Linked DNA regions of Homo sapiens: region 2 is linked to region 1. The links are chromatin loops, found by intact Hi-C in ENCODE. Cell type or tissue: PC-9. All regions are shown on one strand. Each heading gives the region's core, and the rest is flanking DNA. Links, peaks and the distances in the headings are about the cores only. Region 1 overlaps SH3RF3 (SH3 domain containing ring finger 3). Region 2 overlaps SH3RF3 (SH3 domain containing ring finger 3).

Region 1 (2,910 bases), core at 98-2,597:
ATAGCTACAGAGGATTTGCTGAATTGTAAGTTCAAGGAAAACTATTCTTTCTATCAGGATTCTAGGCAATCTAGGACCAACAGAGAAAATACCCTCGCTACAATTACCCATCTCACTGTTTAATGATCACTGCTGATGGCAAAAACTTCACCTATGAGCACATGAGCTGGGCAGGGCAAACAGAACCACCAAGTGCCCATGGCTGCATGTCGGTGGCATGAGCTCTTCTGGTGTCTAAGCCTCTCTCACTCACTACTCACTCATCTATTTACTCACTCAAGATCTTTCTAAAGCAAACCAGATCACGTATTGTCCTGATTACAGCCTTTCAATGGCTTCCCAACGCACAGAGAACATGTCCCAAACTCCTTTCCTGGATTGCAAAACCACTCGGGCCACCCCGAGGTTCTCTGAAAACACCATGCTCAATCTCTCCTTAGTCTCCCTGTACCAGGCGATTGTCCCCGACCTTTGCCTCCCTGGCCCCTTCTCACCACTCATATCTTCAGCTCTCAGTTTAGACACCATCTCTTTAAAAATGTTCCCCAGCCACCAAATATAAAAGTCATTCTCTGTCATTCTCCATTATAGGTTCCCATGGTGTTAATTACCTGTATGTCACCTGCCCCATCTGACTTTTTTCATGAGCATTTCCTGTTCATTGGCCTCCCTGGCTGGAATGCACACGAGGAGAATACGAAAATCCCTTCCTCATTTGCCACCACACACTTGATGCAAGAAGAAAGGACAGGCACTCCAGCATGTGCCCCGGGAATATCTGGTAAGGGGTGAACAGAAGGAGACTAAGCACATGGAATCTCAGGGCTGCAAAAGCACACGGGAGTCTCAGGATCCATGCGGTGTACGGCTGACGCCGGCTCTGGCCCAGGACTGGCAGTTGCTGATGGGTCCCTCTACTGAGGCAGGGGATCTGCAGACCTCTCAGCTACTGCTCAGACCTCAAGAAGCTTTCCTCAGCCCTTACAAGACACCTGCACAAGGCAATAGCCTGCTCCCAATTGTCTGCCTGAAAGACAACACCTCCCATCTCATCTGCTGCTGACGCTACAGGAATATGAACAGCCGATTTCATTGTTCTCACAAATCACGACACTCTAAATTCAATTTCCTTAATAGTCTCAAACACTCAGAATAACAGAACCATGAGTCACGGAAGTCCGACTCAGCCTCACACAGAGGACAAGAGTCCTTTGGCTGCAATTCCTGATTTCCTAATGCTGTTCTGTGAGGTTTTTGGATGCCTGTTCCCTTTGTGAGAATAGATAATCTGAAGCAGAAGAAAAAGGCCCTATTGCTCTATTTGGGCCACAGAGTGAGGGTCCCCATCCTCTCCAAACTTGCCACACCCCAGCCTGAGGACGTCACTGGGGAAAGAAGATCAAGGCCCAGCTGTGGACTCCAAACCTCTGAGCCCAGACCAGGGCTCACGAAATGTGTCCTGACTGTCTGGCCAAGCAGCCATTGGATTAATTTTACTGGAGTTTTCACAAGGTAGGCACAGCCCAGTAAGGAAAAGTCAAAGCAGGAGGTCTCTTTGGGCTAGGCCGGCCTGGGGCACGGTGGTCAGTGCAGACACAGGCTTCCCACTTGGCCTTGTTGCCATTCACTCCCGCTTCTCCAGTGGCCAATCAGTGCCTGTGTCACTGGGGCGGCTCAGCAGGAAGGCCTGGCCCCATTCTGAGCCCCAAGGCCCAGGACTCTAGGCACGGGCTGCTCTATGGGTGTGACCATCTGCAACGAGGCACGACACAGACAGGAGACAAGGTCCTCAGTGTAGCAGCCAGCAGACTCAGCTGGGAGCTTCTAGACTCCCAGGCCTGGCTTCCACCCAATTGGTGACATTAAAACTGCTAGGGGGAACCCATGCCTCAGGACTACAAAGCTCCCCAGATGGTGCCAAGGTGCTACCAAAGTTGAGAACAGCAGGAAAAGGGGCCACCTAAGCTAGGACACCAACACAGACAAGAGGGGAAGTGATTCCTCAGGGAGCCCACCATGACCAGGGAAAACAGGAGGCGAACAGAGGAGCCACCCTGTGTGGCAGGCTACCTATGACACCCCCGTCTACACCAGAGCCAGCCACTTGCAGGACGAAGGACTGGGAAAGGGAATCCTCTTTCCCAGTCTGATCACTCACAGGTGTCAGGCCAAGAAAACCACCATGAAAGCAGCACTCTGGGGAACATCGTGTCTCAGGTCCAAGCAGAGGTGGTGGGCCCCTGTAGTCCCAGCTACTCGGGAGGCTGAGGCAGGAGAATGGCGTGAACCCGGGAGGCGGAGCTTGCAGTGAGCCGAGATCGCACCACTGCACTCTAGCCTGGGGGACAGAGCAAGACTCCATCTCAAAAAAAAAAAAAAATTATTCAAGACACTAGGGAAACACGCAGGGTGGGAACAGAAAACTGGCAGATACAGAAGCCAGAGAAGAGGGACTGCAGGGACTGGGGGAGAGAACTGCCGAACCCTCACCATGGCGAGGCGGGGAGACAGAGAGTCCCAGGGGCCCTCCCAGCAGAGCTGACCGAACCAAGCCAAACCTCAATGCCTGAGGCCAAGTGGGAGGGAAGAAGGTTGTGTGGGAGGGAGGACGGATGGTTATAAATCTGATTTTCTGCCAACAAAATGTAATACGAGCTTATGTAGGAAATTTCAAAAGATATAAAGAAAAAAAAAGGACATTCCTAAAGTATTTCTTCCAGCCATTTTTTCCCCCAATGCATCTATACCCATATGGCCCTAGAAAAGGGGAGAGGGTCCCACAGCAAGATGAATTTTGTATACTTTTTTTCCACTTCAAATGCTCCAATATCCGTCCATCTTTTATAATGGCCATTACTACAAATGAATTTGTCTTTTCTGTTGTTGTTGTTATATTCTTAGGCTGGAATT
Region 2 (2,910 bases), core at 269-2,768, 230 kb before region 1:
GGAAGATTGCTTCCAGGACACCCTGCATGCACACCGGCCCGAGACCACCGAGAGTGCAGGTGAGGAGGGCCCGGGAGGCCCCTGGCCGGGTCCTCTCCTGCCACCGTCTTCCTGGAGCAGCCCAGACCCTGGCCAGGTGGCACCTCCCTGAATAAGTGCCCTGATTTGGGCTTTTATCCCTATCTAATTTTTAACTGGGGACTGCTCCTACATTTCTATAAGGAGCTGCTACCATGAGGTCACAGGTGGTTGTTAATCATATTAACTAATTAATAATAATTAACAATCTAATTAATAATTAGAAAAGGATGGGAATTTGAAAGAAGCTGAGATGTCAGAATCCAGGTGCACACTGTGCTACAGGGCCACACAGTGCAGGGGGCCCAGGACTCTGCTTCTCCCTGAATTGGCAATATAACCATGGAGGAAAATGGCCTGCTTCAGACCAAGTTACATGAACTGCTGTTCACACAGCCCCTGCCTTCTAGAGAACTGCCAGGCATCTGCTCTCCCTGTGTCTGCATAGTCTCAGCAAATAGAGTGTGGAAAAAGTTTAACAAGACGTGCCCCATGCAAAAAGGCAGGACAAGCTATCCAGGACTGTGCATTAGTCTATCTCCTATGGCTAAGCTCTTGGGACCGTCTTATTAGGTATGTGAGGCTGAGACAGCAAGGGGGTGAGTGGAAAAGAAAGAGACTTAGACCCCGCCCCAGCATGTGTCCTGGAGCAGGTGGCTTGGACAGCAACCTCCTCACCCATGGAATACAACAGTGTCTGGGCCTACATGAGCTGTTCCAATGATGAATTTTGCCACTGACTGATATGGTTTGGCTCTGTGTCCCCACTCAAATCTCATCTAGAATTGTAATCCCCATGTGTCAAAGAGGGACCTGGAGGGAGGGGACTAGATCACGGGGGCAGTTTCTCCCATGCTGTTCTTGTGATAGTGAGTGAGTTCTCATGAGATCCAATGGTTTTATGAGGATTCTTCCCCCTTCACTTTCTCTTCTCTCTCCTGCCGCCTTGTGAAGAAGGTGCTTGCTTCCCCTTTGCCTTCCGCCATGATTGTAAGTTTCCTGTGGCACCCCCAGCTGAAACTGAGAGTCAATCAAACCTCTTTCCTTTATACATTACTCAGTCTCAGGTATTAATTTCTTTTTTTTTTTTTTTTTTTTTTTTTGAGACAGAGTCTGTCGCCCAGGCTGGAGTGCAATGGCACGATCTCGGCTCATTGCAAACTCTGCCCCCTGGGTTCAAGTGATTCTCAGCCTCCCAAGTAGCTGGGATTAGAGGCACCTGCCAACACACCCAACTAATTTTTGTGTTTTTAGTGGAGATGGGGTTTCACCATGTTGGCTGGGCTGGTCTCGAACTCCTGACCTCAAGTGATCTGCCCTCCTCGGCCTCTCAAAGTGCTGGGATTACAGGCGTGAGCCACCGCACCCAGCCTAGTCTCTGGTATTTCTTTACAGCAGTGTGAAAATTGACTAATACACTGACTCTGCCTCAGGCAACAGAAGAGATTTCTTATCATGAGGAAGAAGGAATGAAATGTCAGCACCCTTTGTTTGCTGTGAGCTGACTTCCCTGCAAAGGGTCTCTCTAAGCTGTGGCCTGTGGAACAGGGGTGGCTGAGCCGAGGCCTCTACTTCCTGCACATCTGCACCTCTGGCTCTGCTATTTCTGTGATGACCCATCCTCCACCAGCCCCGGCCACAGCAGTTTCTAGGCACCCCATGCGTGGCACTGTCAGAGCCAGTCCAGGGAGCTTGGTGTAACTGCCTGTCCTCCTCCAGACTGCCTTGTTCAGCTCTGCACGTAGAGTACTGAGCCAGGGCTTGTCCCAAAGTGGGTGCTCCACAAATATTTTGTTAAGTCAATAGATGAAAAATAAGTGAATGACCAGAGGGCAACTACACTCAAGTGGGTGGTGTCTCCCCAGACGTGCAATAAGGAAGAGCAAATTCTGAGAACCAAAGATTGACAAGGCGCTTCCAGGGACTTGTTGAGATCCAGCAAAACTCTGGAAAAGATGATCTTTTCCAGATGGAGCAGGAGTCTACCCGAAATGCAAGCATGGATTTCACATGTGGCTAGAGCTGCTGGGTGCTGTGGGTCATCCTTCTAACTCCCATCACTTATTGATGAGGAAATAAGTCATTCCAAAGTAATCTCATCTCTTTACGTAGTGAGGTCCCAGGAGCCTTTGGTGAGGAGACAGGGCCACCCCAGCCACCCCAGAAGGGACAAGGAATCCTTGTAGTTGAGAAGGTGGCTTTGTCTTCATTAGCCAGAAGACAGCTCTGTGGTTGCCCACCACCAGAACGGGCTCAGCTAACCCTCAGACAGGACGCACGAAGAGTGAAATGATCAACACTAAGTAACTCCAGCTTGCAGGATCAAGCGTATCTGCTCATGGGTTCATCTTATAGCTCGCATGTCCTGGAAAGTGCTCTGAGAACACTGCTGTCCAGGCTCAGACCCCCACAGAAGAATGTCTGAGGTTGTGGTTGCAGTGGACAAACGCCTGGCCCCAAGCTGCACACATAACCAACGGCTGGAAAAATTCGGATCTACCTTCTGAGGAAAAGCACGGTTTTCTGGCTTTTCTTCATGAGATCTGGGGGTTCTTTTGTTCAGCAAAAACATAATGGTTAAGCTTTTCAGCGTTCTGCCAGACTTATTACTATTTGCTTGTTGGGTTTCTGGAGCTTGTGGATTTGTCCTTAATCAGAAGTACACAAGACCAGTGCTCAGTCACTCTGAGCCACTGGGGCCCAGCTCCCATTGCCAGCCCACCTAGGAGAAGTCACACACAGAGGACACATTAACTGTTATTTTCTAGGCAGCCTAAGTTTTGTGCTTTGATGAAATTAGGCCACAGAAGACCATCCCACTGCACACATAGT

What was found. Peaks named below come from ENCODE experiments on the same cell type or tissue, not always from the same donor. Only the 100,000 strongest peaks of a DNase experiment are listed, where the experiment ranks them.
Region 2: it touches region 1 in a loop (14-fold over the local background); 3 of 110 quality-filtered maps call a loop at or near these places.

The regions. Positions count from the first base shown.
Region 1 is chr2:109,241,239-109,244,148 of GRCh38, reverse strand. The region is part of intron 1 of SH3RF3 (SH3 domain containing ring finger 3); the gene reads right to left. It also overlaps a transcript of RANBP2 not described here. Among named protein-coding and RNA genes, the nearest start is that of MIR4266, 71 kb to the left of the region's middle. In PC-9, for the core only: no CTCF peak of the experiment used is centred there; DNase peaks (open chromatin) are centred at 658, 1,158 and 2,588; H3K4me3 peaks cover 609 bases; H3K27ac peaks cover 2,500 bases.
Region 2 is chr2:109,469,478-109,472,387 of GRCh38, reverse strand. The region is part of intron 8 of SH3RF3 (SH3 domain containing ring finger 3); the gene reads right to left. It also overlaps a transcript of RANBP2 not described here. Among named protein-coding and RNA genes, the nearest start is that of SEPTIN10, 140 kb to the left of the region's middle. RefSeq lists an enhancer at 1,523-1,642. In PC-9, for the core only: no CTCF peak of the experiment used is centred there; a DNase peak (open chromatin) is centred at 1,557; H3K27ac peaks cover 1,578 bases.